Regions from separate parts of the Homo sapiens genome. Here region 1 is linked to region 2. Evidence: chromatin loops called from intact Hi-C (ENCODE). Cell type or tissue: mammary epithelial cell. All regions are shown on one strand.

Evidence for each region. Hi-C counts contacts between places; a loop is a spot of excess contacts. Peaks named below come from ENCODE experiments on the same cell type or tissue, not always from the same donor. Only the 100,000 strongest peaks of a DNase experiment are listed, where the experiment ranks them.
Region 1: it touches region 2 in a loop (15-fold over the local background); 3 of 110 quality-filtered maps call a loop at or near these places.

Annotation. Positions count from the first base shown.
Region 1 is chr1:59,037,985-59,045,984 of GRCh38, reverse strand. All of the region lies in intron 2 of LINC01358 (long intergenic non-protein coding RNA 1358), which reads right to left. Among named protein-coding and RNA genes, the nearest start is that of LINC01358, 22 kb to the right of the region's middle. RefSeq lists an enhancer at 281-330. In mammary epithelial cell, a CTCF peak has its summit at 3,740; a DNase peak (open chromatin) is centred at 2,034; H3K27ac peaks cover 221 bases.
Region 2 is chr1:58,735,346-58,743,345 of GRCh38, reverse strand. All of the region lies in intron 5 of LOC112268263 (a long non-coding RNA gene), which reads right to left. Among named protein-coding and RNA genes, the nearest start is that of MYSM1, 39 kb to the right of the region's middle. In mammary epithelial cell, a CTCF peak has its summit at 3,297 (motif pointing left); a DNase peak (open chromatin) is centred at 4,305; H3K27ac peaks cover 822 bases.

The DNA.
Region 1 (8,000 bases), 300 kb before region 2:
GAACAGACAAGAGCCAGGGACGTTTTTTCAGGACTATGGTTCCCAGGCTTCAGCGGGCATCAGGATCACCTGCAGGGCTTGTTAAAGCACAGCTCACTGGCCCCAACCTCAGAGTTTCTGATTCAGTAGGTCTGGGGTGAGGTCTGAGTGTTGAGTTTCTATGAAGGTGAGATGCTGCAGTCCCCAAGAACCACTGCTTGAGAAAAGGAGAGGAAGAAAGCGATAATGTGTGGTCTTGTTCTCAAAGAGCTTTCATCTCTGTGAGCACTACATGAACAGTGCAATTCTAGAGAGCCAGATGGATGTCGATTGTGGGATCCCACGGAAGAACATCTCCCCAGCATGGGTGTGGAGGAGAGGGTCAGAGGAAGTGTATTAGTTCATTCTCACATTGCTATAAAGAAATACTTGAGACTGGGTAATTTATAAAGAAAATGGGTTTAATTGGCTCACCGTTCTGCAGGCTATACAGGAAGCATGGCTGGGGAGGCCTCAGGAAACATTCAATTATGGCAGAAGGTGAAGGAGAAGCAGGCACATCTTCACATGGTGAAGAAGGGAAAAGAGAAAGTGCACGAAGTAGGAGGTGTTACACACTTTCAAACAACAAGATCTTGTGAGAACTCTGTCACAAAACAACACTAGGAGACAGTGTTAAACCATTAGAAACCACCCCCATGATCCAACCATCTCCCACCACGTCTACCTCCAACTCTGGGGATCACAATTCAACATGAGATTTGGGTGGGGCCCACAGCCAAATCATATTGGGAAGCTCCTGGAAGAAGAAACTCTTGAATGAAGTTATACTAGTTAACTGGGACTTAACCAAGGGAGGGAGATCCCTGGAAAGAATGAGAAAAAGAGGATCTTCAAGACAGAGGACACAGCTTGAGCAAAGGCAAGGAGATAAGAAACGGCAAGACATGTTCAAGCAATTGGGGCTGAGAAATCCAAAATGAAGATGGTGTATGTAAAAACTGTGTCATGAATGGCTTTGTATTTCCTTTAGACTGAGAGGTTTGAACTTTATCCTGTGGAGCAGTGGTTTGTAAACATTTTTTAGTGCAGGAAGTTGGTCACAGACCTCTCTGAAAATCTGATCAAAGTTAATACTCACACAAACAGAACTAGGGTATACATTTCAGAGTGTTCACATATTTCCTGAAACCTATCCATGATCTTCAAATAAAGAATCCCTGCAGTTGGCCAGGTGTGGTGGGTCACACCTGTAATCCCAGCACCTTGGGAGGCCAAGGCAGGAGGATTACTTGAAGTCAGGAGTTTGAGACCACCCTGGGCAATATAGCAAGACCCCATCTCTACAAAAAAACAGAAATTTTTTGTAGAGTGTGATGTGGTGGTGGGTGCCTGTAGTCTCAGCTATTCGGGAGGCTGAGGCAGGAGGATTGCTTGATGAGCCCAGGATGTCAAGTCTGCAGAGAGTCATGATTGCACGATTGTATTCAGCCTGGGCAACACCGTGAGACTCTGTTTCAAAAAAGAAAAGACAAGAAAAGAATCCCTGCAGTGAATAATGGGTTTTAAGAGGGGAGGCAGCCTAATTGGATTTTTATTTTAGACGGCTCTCTTGGTGACTATGCAAATAATGGATTTGAGCAGGGGTAGTGGGCACAGAAAAGCTGAGGTCTATTAGTCTGAGTGAGAGATAGTAAGTGGTAACGCAGATGGGGGACCAGGTTAACACCTGTAGGCAAGGGTTAAGTTGGTGAGTGTCATGATCAGACTTACTTTTCAGCAAGGTCACTCTGCTCAATTCAAAAAGCATCAGTTGAGAGCTGAGCTCAGAGGCCTTCTTTGCATGGCTTGAATCTAGGCTGATGGGCAATGCAGGCCAGTCAAGCAAGAATGAACCTTCCCCACCCTCACCCCACATACTAGAATCTGCTGGTCATCAGTCAGTTGGGGCCCAGATATCTCATGCCTGTGAGGGCTGGAAGCCAAGGACGTGAAGGAAGGCAGCACTCTGACAAGCTGGGGAGAGGCCAAAAGGGCAGAGTGGGATGGTTAGTTCCTGGGAGGCAGCCGAGGTGTCATTCCTTCCAAAGCTTTCGCAATAGCCAGAGGAAGCAGACAGAGCTCAGATGATTATCTCCGTTGTACAGATGGGAAACTGAAGGCTAGGGAAGGTAAGGACTTGCCAAAAGATGTGTAAGAAACACCAGGGCAGAACTGGGACTAGAACCCCAAGAACATTTGACTCCTATGTCTGTGTCTTGCTTTAGGCCGGCCCTGGGGCAAATGCTGTCTTGCCCACTTCTGGTAGCTCTAAAATCCTGTAATTCTGTAATTTAAATTACTGAGTCCTAGCAAAAGGCTCTCCACCATTCCTTTGGGTTATTTTATCTGTATCTGCTGTTCTACCCCAAGATCTTATTCTCAACCACCTGTGAAGTTTGGAGCGAGCCATTTGGCCTTTCTGGCTTGAGTTTTCATTTCTAAAACAAGAGAGTTCCTCTAAATGCTCCCAAAATATTTTTCTTCTCTGAGTGGCAGTGGTTCAGCAATGGCTTCTGAGACCTTAAATTCTGCCCCAGCTTTGACATGATTACATGATTCTCAATAGCCCAACTCCTTTTGTATATAGGTACCAGGGAATAATAACAGTAATAATTAATGTCTTTTCTTCCTTCCCCATGGGCCAAGCACTGAACTAAGCACTTTGAAGCTTCAGAACAACTTTACAAGGTAATTGCTACTCTTGCCCCCATTTTACAGACGAGCAAACTAGAAAACACAGAGAGGTTATATTACTTAATGTAAGGCCATCAGCTAACCAGCGTTCATATCCAAGCAACCTGCCTCAGGATTCATGCTCCTTATCCCTAGGAGCTGAGGAGTGAGGGATTAAAAGTGCAGGGAAGGTATGAAAACAGCCAGGTAAGCTCTCTGTGACAAGAGGCTCACTACCCCTCAGTGGCATGTTCTATCATTAACCACTTTTTGCAGGTTGTGCTATGACATGGTACCTCTTACCACCTGCAGGGGGGCACAATTATGAGATGTTTCTAGTGACTTGTGGAAGGAATTGTCAGATTTGGCAAATAAAAGTACAGGACATCTGGTCACATTTGAATTTCAGATCAAGTTTGTGTGTCCCATGCAACATGTGGGACACACTTATTCCAAAAAAGTTTTATCATTTATCTGAAATTCAAATTTAACTGGGTATCCTATATCTTATCTGACAAATCTATTTCCAGTGCAACAGAATAAGGACAAGTGATGGTGATTTCTTTCCCTTTAGAAGACTTGAATGGGTGTGATTACTGCTTTGCTCAACTGGTGCAGAAGGTTGACATGAAAGGCTTGGCTGAATCAGTTTCAAGGGAATGGGGATGACCTCTCTTTGCTCATCTCTACTGGGAAGTCCTTTGAAGCCTCCAAAATCACCACTGAGGGAACCTGGAACAGCCCTCTAAACTGGAGCAGAACTCCCCGGAATGATCTGGAGAAGGCCTTGCTCACTGGCTGGCTGTGTCCTTGGCTTAGTTTCCAATGCCTGGCGCACAACTCAGAAGCTACCTTAAACAATAATCTCCCTCCTTCTCAACTTCACAAAGGATCTCCAGGGTCCTTCTAGGATGTTTGGGTCTCCAAGCACTAATTCCTGCTTCTTTCTGAAACTTAGTAACCTCTTCTGTGATAATCAGAGAAAAAAGAAGAAAAACCCATAGTAGATTTTCAATAGATATAACCCATTCACTCCCCTCAACCAACGCCGCCTTCTCACCATCAGATGTCATAGTAGTCATTCCCTTGGGTTTTCCTGCCGGTGAATATTACAGAGTCCTAGAAGAAGAATAACAAACCTCAAAGGATTGCCTGGTTTTAACAACATATTGTGAATTCCCAAAAAATTTCCCCCAGGAAATCTGTTTTGAAATATACGTGGGGTTACTCCACATCACAGACATCTGTGCTGAAGCTTGCTTTCCTCATGGCTGGCATCCCAGACAGACCCCTTGGCTGGAACAAACCTTCATCTCCTTGTCACAACCTGACCCCAATCCTTCCACCTCCCCCTCTTCCCCACAAAGTCACACCCCCATGCCCTGTGTGGAGTGGTTTCTATCAGCAGAGCATGTTTGAGCTCGCTGGGAAAGTGGCCTCTCACATGATTTTAATCTGCTTTGTCTTCCCTGATTACCAAGATGTCCCAGACCAAACTACATTTAGATGAAATGCATTTGGGTGGGTGTACTCTGCCTGCCTCAGCAGAAATATTGTAGCAGCCACCCAGCACATAGCTGAGACATGCACAAAATGCAGACCAGCATCTGAAAGCAAAGGGAACTTTTTAAGGTGTATTATACTAACATCCATAAATATGCACATTTATAGGCATCCTGATTAGGCCTCAGGCAAAGGCCATAGTATTTTTTTAAAAAGGAAAACTCAGTTAAAAAGGACTGAGAACAGAGCAAAACCAAACTCTTCTTGGGTTTTTTAGCTTTGTGGTGTGGATAGGAACTTCTCCTTCCTCCTTGCCCTTCCTTAAGTACAGTACATTTCACTGTGGGATTGTAAAGGACAGGGTCCCAGCTTTTTTTCTGAATAACTTCTTAATGGAAGCTGCTAAACTGACTTTATCAGCCAGACATGTCCTTGACTTTGTCACCTGGAGCCAGAATATCCTCATCACCATTATCTTCTTCATCCCATGGCTAAGAGTCATTGATCATTTATTTTGTGCCAGAAATTTTGCTACATATTCTGCATGATTTATCCAATTTAATTTCATAGTGATCTTCTATTAGAGGTGTAATTTTTTTTTTTTTGAGATAGAGTCTTGCTCTGTTGCCCAGGCTAGAGTGCAGTAATGGCTCACTGTAGCCTTGAATTCCTGGGCTCAAGCAATCCTCCTGTCTTGGCCTCCCAAAGTGCTCAAATTACAAATGTGAGCCACAGGGGCACCCCAGAGGTATAATTTTTAGTCCTCATTTTAAGAATGAGAAGATTGAGGTTTAACAAGATTAAGTGATATGCCCAGGGTCATATAGCTAATCAAGGGGAAAACTCGTATTCAAATTCCAGACTGTGCAACCCAAGGCTGGCACACTTAACAACAGTGCCTATTGCTCCCCAGGGATTGATAGCAAGGCAATTCTGGTAACTACTGGGCCAGGGAGATTAAAGAGACTCATCCTTTAAGGCTCCCACTCAAAACCTTCCTGTATGAGTAGAGTGGATCCATCCCTCCTGTTTTTACTTCTCTGGTCTAGGAAGTTATTTCTAAGAGTTTGAGCTGTTTTGAGGAGACAAGAGGACATAGTGGGGCGGGGAAAAACCCAAAAACTTTGATGTGAGACAGAGCTAGATTTATAGCATGGCCCAGAATCATATGAGTTATATGAAGTCAGAAAACTAAATCTTAGTTTCCTTACCTCTAAAACAGGCATAATTATATTTGCCTCATAGGATTAATATGATTATTAACTAGAAAAACATAGCCTCCTGCTATACTTCGAATGTTGGCGTGCCCTCCACCCCAAAAATTCATAGGTTGAAACTTAACTCCTAAGGTGATAGTATTAAGATGCAGGGCCTTTGGGAGGTGATAGGGTCATGACGACTCTGCTCTCATCAATGGGATTAATGGCCTCATAGAAAGAGGCTTGTTTTCCACCACCATGTGATGACCCAGTAAGAGGGTGCAATCTATGAAGTAGAGAGCGCTATGAAGCTCCCTATGAATCTATGAAGTGGAGAGCTCTCACCAGACATTGAATTGCTGACACCTTTATAAAGTCCGTGATCTGGGACTTTCCATTTGCTAGAACTGTGAGTAATGAATTTCTATTGTTTATAAATTACCTAGTCTAAGGTATTTTGTTATAGTAGCCAAATGGACTCAGACACCAGCATTCAGGGATCCAGTTTTTTTTTTTTTGAGTACCTATTATATACAGAGACCTTTAAGGCCTTGACAAATGTTCATTCTTATCTTTCAATGACAGGATTTCTAAATTACAGGCTTTATATCCCCAGGACCTAGCACAGAGCCTGGGAGATAATATGTGCTAATTAAATGTAGAGCATTTGATACTTTCATGAATTAATAAATGAATGCAATAAAAGCCCATCCAGTTTATCTTTCTGACCTCATGGACCACCACTCCCCTCCAGCTGCATATGACTAATTTGGTATTTAACATACAAGCCACGTCTTTCCAAATCTCAGCCTCGACGCAGGGCTCATATGATTCTCTGTGTCTTGAATGCCTGCCACACCCACTTTGTTGGCCTGGAAAACTACTTAGGAGTTTTACTTTATGAAAAATGCAGAGTGAGTCTGCTCCTACTCCGTATGTCAGCTCTTCAAGCAGTTGAAGTCAGTCCTCATGACTCCCTTCCTTGTTCTACAAATTAGTGCTGCCTTCCAAGTCGAATTTCCCTCCAATAATTGTTATTGGAAATGGTCTCTGAATCCCATACTATTTTGGACACTCCCTGCTTTTCCAGTTGCCTCCTATGCATTCATTCATTGACTATTTATTGAGCACCTACTAGTTGTCACATGAAACAGATTTTTTCACTAGACTATAAGCTTATGAGGTTTACATTCTGATGAGGGGAGCTGAACAACAAACAAAAATGTACTACATATGTCAGCTGTTGATGTGTCGTGGAGGAAAATTCAGTGGGGAGATGAGGAGGGAAGGAAAGGAGAGGATAGACAATTTATGTAGAGTGTGGTCAGGGGAATGACCACAGTTTGAGCAGGGGGATTAAATGAGGGAGCAAGCCATGTGGCTGTCTGAGGGAAGTGTGTTCCAGGTGAAGAAGAGAAGCAAGGTGCAAGTGCCCTTAGGCAAGAGCACTTTGGAGAGTCTGAGGCAGCACCAGGAGGCAGGAGAAGGAGCAATTGGAGATGAGCTCCAAGACAACTAGAGGCAGATCATGCAGGGCCTTGAGTCCGGTGGAAAGGACATTGCTTTAAATAAGATGGAAATCCAGTTCAGAGTTGATTTAAATCCCCTGAAAACTTCTCTCTGGGGCTCTGCAAAGTTGAGCTTTTAGAGGAACAATGATGGGAGCAGACAAAGCTGTGGGAGAGTGATTGCAATGACTGCAGCAAGAGGTGACGGTGCCAGAACCAAGGTGGCTATGCTGGAAATGTGGAAGATGCACACAAATTCTAGATGCACTTGGAAAGTGGAGTTCATTGCATTTGGTTTTCTGTTTGTATTTTTCCCCAGTTTTATGGAGGTATGTTTGACAAATAAAAATCGTATAAATCTAAGGTGTACACAGTGATGATGTGATGTATGTATTAATATATATCATGAAATGATTATTACAATCAAGGTAATTAACATATCCATCACTTCACGTAGTTACTGTTTGTGTGTGTGTGTGTGGTGAGAATACCTCAGATCTATCCTCTTAGCAAATTTCAAGTATGCAATGCAGTATCATCAACTGTAGTCACTGTGGTATTCATGAGATCCCCAGAACGTATTCATCTTATAACTAAATGTTTGTACCTTTTGACAAATGTCTCCCTATTTCCCTCACGCCCTTCAGGCCTTGGCAGTGATCATTCTTCTCACTACATCTAAGAGGTCAATTTTTTAGATTCCACATATAAGTGAGAACACATAATATCTGTCTTTATGTGTTTGATTCATTTCACTTAGCATATTATCCTCAACATTTATCCATGTTGTCACAAATAGCAGGATTTCCTTCTTTCTATGGCTTAGTAACATCGCATTGTATAAATTTGTATAGCATGTCTTTTTTTAATCCATCATCTATTGACAGACATTAAGGTTGTTTCCGTATCTTGGCTCTTGTGAATAATGCTGGAATGAATGTGGAAGTGCAGATACCTCTTTGAGATAGTGATTTTATTTCCTTTAGATATATACCTAGAATGAGATGGCTGCATCATATGCTAATTCTATTTTTAATTTTTTGAGGAACCTCTATACTCTTTTCTATAGTGGCTATACCAATTTGCATTCCCATCA
Region 2 (8,000 bases):
AGATCGCACCACTGCACTCCAGCCTGGGTGACAGAGTGAGACTCCATCTCAAAAAAAAAAAAAAAAGAATTCTTGAGTTTAAATCCCAGCTCTGCCACTTACACACTGTGAGATCTTAGGCAAGTCCACTTGGGTCTTGTAATTCTTATTCCATTCATATGTAAAAAGTACAATAACAATAATAATAAAACTAATAACCTGCCTTACAGGTTGATAAACATATGTAACACCTGGTTTTCATTGGGTCCTAATTATTTACTAGATTATTTACATGCATTATTTACAAGCATTATTTCATTTAATTCTTCTAACAACCACATAATGCATATATTCTATCATTTCTATCTCACAGATGAGAAAACTGAGGTTTAGAGAGATGAAAGCATTTGCCTAAGTGTCAGAGCTAAAAGAAAAATCAACAGAGTCGGCCGGGCACGGTGGCTTAGCCCTGTAATCTCAGCACTTTGGTAGGCCAAGGCGGGTGTATCACCTGAGGTCAGGAATTCAAGACCAGCCTGGCCAACATGGTGAAACCCCATCTCTACTAAAAATACAAAAATTAGCTGGGCGTGGCAGCAGGCACCTGTAATCCCAGCTACTCAGGAGGCTGAGGCAGGAGAATCGCTTGAACCCCAGAGGAGGAGGTTGCAGTGACCCTAGATCGCGCCTTTGCATTCCAGCGTGGGAGACAGAGGGAGTCTCCATCTCAAAAAAAAAAAAAAAAAAAAATCAATAGAGTCTAACTGATTACTTTCTAATGCCAGACCACAGTTGTCAGAATTACATGAGCTGGCACATATTATACCGAACTTAACAGAGGGTCTGGCACATAATAGGGACTCAGTAAATTCTAGTTCTCTTCTACTCATCGTGCTTGCCACTTCAATTTTCTATTGAATAAAAACTCCAGTTAACCAACATTCATCTTTACATGTTGTGCCCCGGTGTCGCCTTCATCCTCAGGCTGGTCACAAGATGGCGGCAGCAGTTCCACATGTCAAATCAAAACACCACACAATGGTCTTCTTCCTCTTTTTCAAGAGCAAGAAAACTTTTCCTAGAGGCCTCCTTTCACATCTTATATAACGGAGTTCGGTCCACAGTCTCGTTCCTAAACCAATCACTGACAAAAGAGGATTGACTGAATAACTGTTGGGCCAATCAGATTCACCCCTGGAGGTGGTCAGCTTCCAAAATCTGCCTTCTGCTTAGATGGAAAAAGGAGCTAACAGATGCCGGTTAGGCTACCAACTGTCTCCCCTACACCCCTATTTTCCTGAAAAAGAAATAGAAGGTCAGAGGAATTTCATTAATATGTCCAGACTCAAAGGGCAGGAGTGGGGTTGCAGCAAAGGAAGCGTGTGGCCAACGTGGCTCCTAGGAAAGCAAACGGCTTTAGGCTGTGTCATGGTAGGAAGAGGATTTATGACAGTGGTTCCCAGCTGTGCTGCACTAATGACCAGACACCACCCCTGGGGATTCTGATTTACTTGTTCTAGGAGGAGCCTGGGCACCAAGGATTTTAAACGCTGCCCAGGATATTTTAATGTGCAGCCGAGATATGCAGCACAGGCTTAGGTGGAGAGCTGTTGGAATGTGGAGGCCTCAGGGCCAAAGGCACAGAGTCTCCACAGGATAACAAGAAGCCTGTCTCCTTTTTCTCCCCAATAATTGCTGCCATTTATTTAGGATCCTCATGTTTCAGGCATAGCTGTACCCCCAAACATTCTACATCTAGTAGGCAGTCAATAAGCAAATGAATCACAAATGCTTTTCTTATCGAATAGAAAATTTTTACACAAGCTCCACAAAGTAATAATGCTTCCACTTTACAGATGAGGAAACCAAGGCCCAGAATTTTTTTTTTTTTTTTTTGAGGCAGAGTCTCGCTCAGTCGCCCAGGCTGGAGTGCAGTGGCTCGATCTCCGCTCACTGCAAGCTCCGCCTCCTGTGTTCACGCCATTCTCCTGCCTCAGCCTCCCGAGTAGCTGGGACTACAGGCCCCCGCCACCACGCCCAGCTAATTTTTTTTTGTATTTTTTTAGTAGAGACGGGGTTTCATTTCACCGTGTTAGCCAGGATGGTCTCGATTTCCTGACCTCGTGATCCACCCTCCTCAGCCTCCCAAAGTGCTGGGATTACAGGCGTGAGCCACCACGCCCGGCTGGCCCAGAAATTTTAAGAAAGTAAGTCTCTCTGACTGTGCTCTCCAAGTTCTGTCCATCAGCCCAAGAAATCAGGATCTGAGAAGCAAAACTAGCCCTAGGAAAGCAGGAGTAGCCAAGAAAAAGGCCCTAGAAGAACTAGTAGAGGGCCCCCTCTCCCCTTCTTTCTGTTCCCCGACCCCACCCCCCACTCCCAACCACCACCACCACCAAAGCCTCTCCTTGCATTTTACACTGTCTGGGACCTCTTTGTGGCCCTCCCACCTGCCTGGGAACACTGGCCTCTTAGGGTAAAGGAGGAAAGGACTGAAGCTTTCTGACAGAGGCACAGGCAGGAGTCAGGATCAATTCTTAATTTTGAGAAACCCCAGAGGTGGGAAAGGACCGTGACCCCGTAGGTTGGGAGGCCTGGGAATGAGACCTGGTCTCAGCGCCTCACTTGTGGTGTGACCTTGAGCAAGGCCCTTCCTATTTCTGGCCTCCAGTGTCTTCATCTGTAACATGAAGAAGTTGGACCAGAATCTACAGGTCATAAACTCAAGTGCTTTTAGGTCCAGGTAATTGATGTATACTAATGGGGCAGCCTGGATGAGAAGTCACTGTTGGGGAACTAGTGTGCATATGTCCTGTCCACAAGGGTGTAAATTTATTGAATCCCAGCCAGTTGTCACCATAGAGGCATGTTGGCTCAGCATTGTGAAAGCTTCAGATTTATTTTTTTTTTAATATGCTAAGAAATCTATATGTTGTGTGCACCCTCCTGGTTAATGTTAGTCTGATAACAATAATAATAAACTTCTGCAAGGCAAACAAAATATGAATGTGGGCTGAATTTCACCTGCAGGCAGTTTCTTTGTGATCTGCAGGCTAAGTGATCTGTAAGGCCCTAACTCTCATATTCTGTGATTTCTAAATAAGGAGATACCTGACCGTATATGGCAGAGGGCAAAAATCAGCATTTCTGCACTAACTGAAAATTCTTTTCATGAAGTAAACCCAAACGGCATTGTCCTCATTAATAATTCTTAATACTTGGGTCTGAATTTATTTATGAGGCTCTGCAAAAATTACCTCAAAATCTGAGGATCACAGTTTAGAAAACTAAGGCACCCTCTTTATAGAGAAATAGTGCCCTCTGCTGGAAGAGTGTTACAGGAAACACCTTTGGCGTTGAGTTAATTTAATACTTGGAAAGAGTGGATTTGTTTGTTTCCACTTGAAATAGATTTAATGAAGAATAATAAATAAAATAGAAAAGCATATTTATGAATGGTTTGATGCATGTTAGGCAGAAATTGGGCTTTCATGTATCCATTTGGGAGTAATTACTCTTAATCTATTAAAAAAATGTCCAAGATTAGAGAAAGGAAGAAAACATTTGTTACATTAACTGACAGCAATCTGGAATGGCAGACACAGACACAGAGAGGAAATTGAAATCTATGTCTCCAGACTTTGCTCTGGAAAATCGGAGCCTTTATAATAATGTATTGCAAGTTTATAGGCTTTATCAGTTACTTTCACTGCAACCTTTTAATAAATCTTCCCAGTGACTATCCAAGACAGATATTATTATTATCTCCATTTGACAGATAAAATAAATGAAGCCCAGAGAGTTTGAGTGACGAGCTGGAGATTCCTGCACAATGAAATGCCAGAAATAAGCTTAGGTAATTTCTCTATTTGTAAAAAATGGATAAAAACAGTACTCTACTTGCAACAAGCGTTAACTGAGAACATATTTGTGAGACATTTAGCACAGTGTTTAGCCCAGAGTGAACCTGGGACTCCATAGTAGCTACTGCTACCAGCCCAATGCCCATATCCAGGTCTTTTGACTCCTTACCCTTGCCTTTGCCACAACATTGGGCAGAGTCTTGAATGGTCAAAAAGGAACACCATGCTGCTGGGATTGATAGCAGTGGCCCCAACCCCTAAAAATATAGTCCAGATTTTTTAACCATTAGTGGCTTTGATAATGGCTCTTAAGATCTTGAGTTGCCTCATTAAAATAGGTTGTTCTAAATAAGGGAAGTTATGGTTCCTGTGAATCGTGCACCCCACACCACACCAGGACTATTGTGTAAGTTCCTGAAATCCACATTTAACACGGACATGCTGGGGAATATCTAAAACAAGTGCTGACAGGTCCAGGAGCCACATCAGAACTGTTGAAGGAACTGGGGATATTTGGCCAGGAGAGGAGAAGACTCAGGAGTGAATTTATTCTCTCACTCTTTCACTTGTTCATTCATCCTACAACATGTCCTAAGTGCTTACTCTGTACGTGGCACCATATTGAGTGCTGAGGATACAGCAAAACAGACCTAAGGGCTGGTCTCATGAAACCTAATCTAGTGAGGTCAGAATAGTAGGGGTTGTCACGTGCAAAGTTAGCTTTGTTCTGGGTGAGTCCATATAGCCGGACCGGGGCCATCTGAAAAGTAGATTTGGGCAGAACTTTTAAACTGGCTGGAGGGATCTGGCTCAACTGTGAGGACTACTTATTGCTGAGAGCATGCAAGATGAGTCTAGGAACCTGTGGAAGCTTTAGAAGGAATTCAAGGTGGGGTGGAGTGGGTGGGATTTGGCCGTCTTAGTTTCCTCGCAGCCTAGACACTGTGGATGCATCGGCTTTGCCCACTCCGCTCTGGGAAGCCCTCTGAAGCTGCGACTTGTGCTTTCACTCTGAGACGGGAATCACAAGGACCTAATGCCCCTTGGTCTTTGGCTTCCTTTCTTAAGCCTTTGTCTTCTTGGTGGTTTGGTGATACTGTGGCCTTTTCTCTTCTGGTCACAGCTAAACAGTGTCCCATAACCACAGAACATAAAGGAATTGGCAGCAAAAATCTTTAGGACAGGACATGGATTTTTCAAAAATACATAAAAAATAAATTCATCTTCATTATCAATAAACTAGGTGCAAAAATTAATCAATAGGAATGAGAGGGGAAAATCACCTAAAGATAACAACTGCCCACAATATTTCCTTCCATTTTTTTCCTTCTGTTTAGGATTTTATTTTTTTTATTTATTCATTTTATTTATTTATTTTTGAGACAGAGTCTCGTCGCTCTGCCACCCAGGCTGGAGTGCAGTGCTGCAATCTTAGCTCACTGCAACCTCCACCTCCCAGATTCAAGCAATTCTCCTGCCTCAGCCTCCCGAGTAGCTGGGATTACAGGCACGCCCCCACGCCCGACTCATTTTTGTGTTTTTAGTAGAGACAGGGTTTCACCATGTTGGCCAGGCTGGTCTCAAACTCCTGATCTCGTGATCCTCCTGCTTCGGCCACCCAAAGTGCTGGGATTACAGGCATGAGCCACTGTGCTCAGCCTATTTTATTTTTTAAGTGCATATGATCACACCAAATCCTACTATTTCACTTAGGATTATTCACACAAAATATTTCTGTAAAGTGACAAGTTCTTCATTACAATCTTATATAATTAGGTTGGTGCAAAAGCAATTGTGATCTTTGCCATTATTTTTAATATTTATTCATTTAATAGTCATTTATTTAATATGCATTTATGTAAAGTATTTGCTAATACTTTTAATAAATTATGTAATTATGTTATTATATAATATTGTTTTGAGTTAATACACCATAGTTTACTTGTCCATTCTCCTATCATTGGCCATTTCCAATTTTTGATATTATAAACCATGCCCAGATCTAAGACATTCTATGACTATCTGAAATGTGAAGAAATATTTGTGTACAAAGAAGTTTGTTGTGGTTTTTCATTTCCTATTGTCTCTCCTCTTCCCCACCCCTCGCACATAACAAACATATATACACCCCTAACTACTTGCTCTTTGCTGAACAAGCCAAAGTCTCCAGACATGGCCCATGCTGTTCCCTTTTCTAGAATACCCACGACCCACTACCCTTCATAACACACTTACTCATTCTTTAAGATCAAGCTCAAATGTCATCTGCTTTGCAAAGCCTCCTTCACAGCTCCCTAAGGTCCCTTTTCTCCGTTCCACCACGCTTCTGTCTTAACACTCTGTTGACTGAGTAAATGAGATGTTTGATCAGCTACTTAGAAAGTTAATTAATTGTCACACTGCTGGCCAATTTCTATAAGGGAAGTGGCCTAGCATCAAGCCAGAGAAGTCTCTCACATTTGTATGCATGTGTGTGTGCAAAAGCATTCTTCCTTCCTATCTATTCTGGATTAACTGGGTGTGTTCTTATGAGATGCTGACACTGCAGTGTGGTGAAAGGATCCTTGGTCTTTTCCCGGTTTGAATCCTTCCTCCCACTTTCTTCCAACACACCCTGAAGAAAAACCATGTATCAGACACAAAGTTGGGCTCTGGAAGTGCAAAAGCAAACAAGATGTGGTCTCTGCTCTTAAGAAACCTAGAGTTTAGTGGAGAAAACAAATGCATAGATGTAAAAATGCATAGAATCTGCATAGGTACTATTATAGAAATCCATATGGGCTATGGTTTTGGGAAAATAAAGAAGGAAATGGCTCTGTGGGGAGGGAGAAGATTGGCATTGGGTGAAGAGCGAGAAGAACTAACGTCGATTTGAAGATCAATAGATGTTCCCTGAGTGGACCAAAAAAGAAAGTGCATATGCAACCAGATAGAGCACAAAGAGATCTGCTTCTAGATCTGACCTAGGTTCCCACTACTGATGGATGATATGAGGCTTAAATTAAACAAGATAACATGTGTGAAGTGCTTTGTGCCATGACTGGGCCTCAGCATGAGCCTAGCATAGGGCAACTGTGCCAGATTGTCTCTTGCAACTCAGTACCATTTTTGCCCTTAGAAACCTAATAACTAAGTCTTGCAAAATCCCTATTCCCAGAATATGTTAGTTTGCTAGGGCTGCCATAACAGAGTGCCACAAACTGGGTGGCTTAAACAATAGAAACTTATTGTCTCACAGTCCTGTAGGCTGAAAATCCAAGATCAAGGTGTTGAAAGCGGTGGTTTCTGAAGTCTCTCCTTGACTTGTGGATGGTCATCTCATCTCCATGTCTTCATGTGGTCTTCTCTCTGTGCCTATCTGTGTCCTAAACTCCTCTTTTTATAAGGACATCAGTCATATTAGAGTAGGGCCCACCCACATAACCTCATTTTACCTTAACCCCTTTTTAAAAAGATTAAGGTAAATCTGCAAATACAATCACATTCTAAGGTACTGGGGGGTATGAACTTCAACATGTGAACTTGAGGGGACACCATTCAGCCCATATCACAAAGTTTCAGGGCTTAGAGCCATACATGCAATATTTGAAAGGCAAAAGAGACTCAAAAGCCAGTATTTTGGTTTTCAGCTGGTGGCAGATGTGAAGTTTTTCTGGAGCTGTACCTTCCAGCCACGCTCTTGAACATAACCCATTTAGCTGCTGCAGACAGCCCAAAGCATTAGCAGCAGCTTCCTGCCATGGCTGCGCTTCCTGACGTCCTGAACACTGGCAGTTGGCTCGCCTAACCTTTGTTCTGCCGGTTCTTCTAATGGTTTTGTAAGCTTCTAATTTCCTGTATAAAATTTATTCCTGTTTGAGATACCTACAGTGGTTTTCATTTTTTACTAAACCTTGGAGACTATAGTAGTTATTATTACTATTTTCTTTTTTTGAGATGGAGTTTCGCTCTTGTTGCCCAGGCTGGAGTGCAATAGTGCGATCTCAGCTCACTGCAACTTCCACCTCCTGGGTTCAAGCAATTCTCCTGCCTCAGCCTCCCAAGTAGCTAGGATTACTGGCATGTGCCACCATGCACGGCTAATTTTGTATTTTTAGTAGAGATGGGGTTTTTCCATGTTGGTCAGGCTGGTCTCGAACTCCTGACCTCAGGTGATCC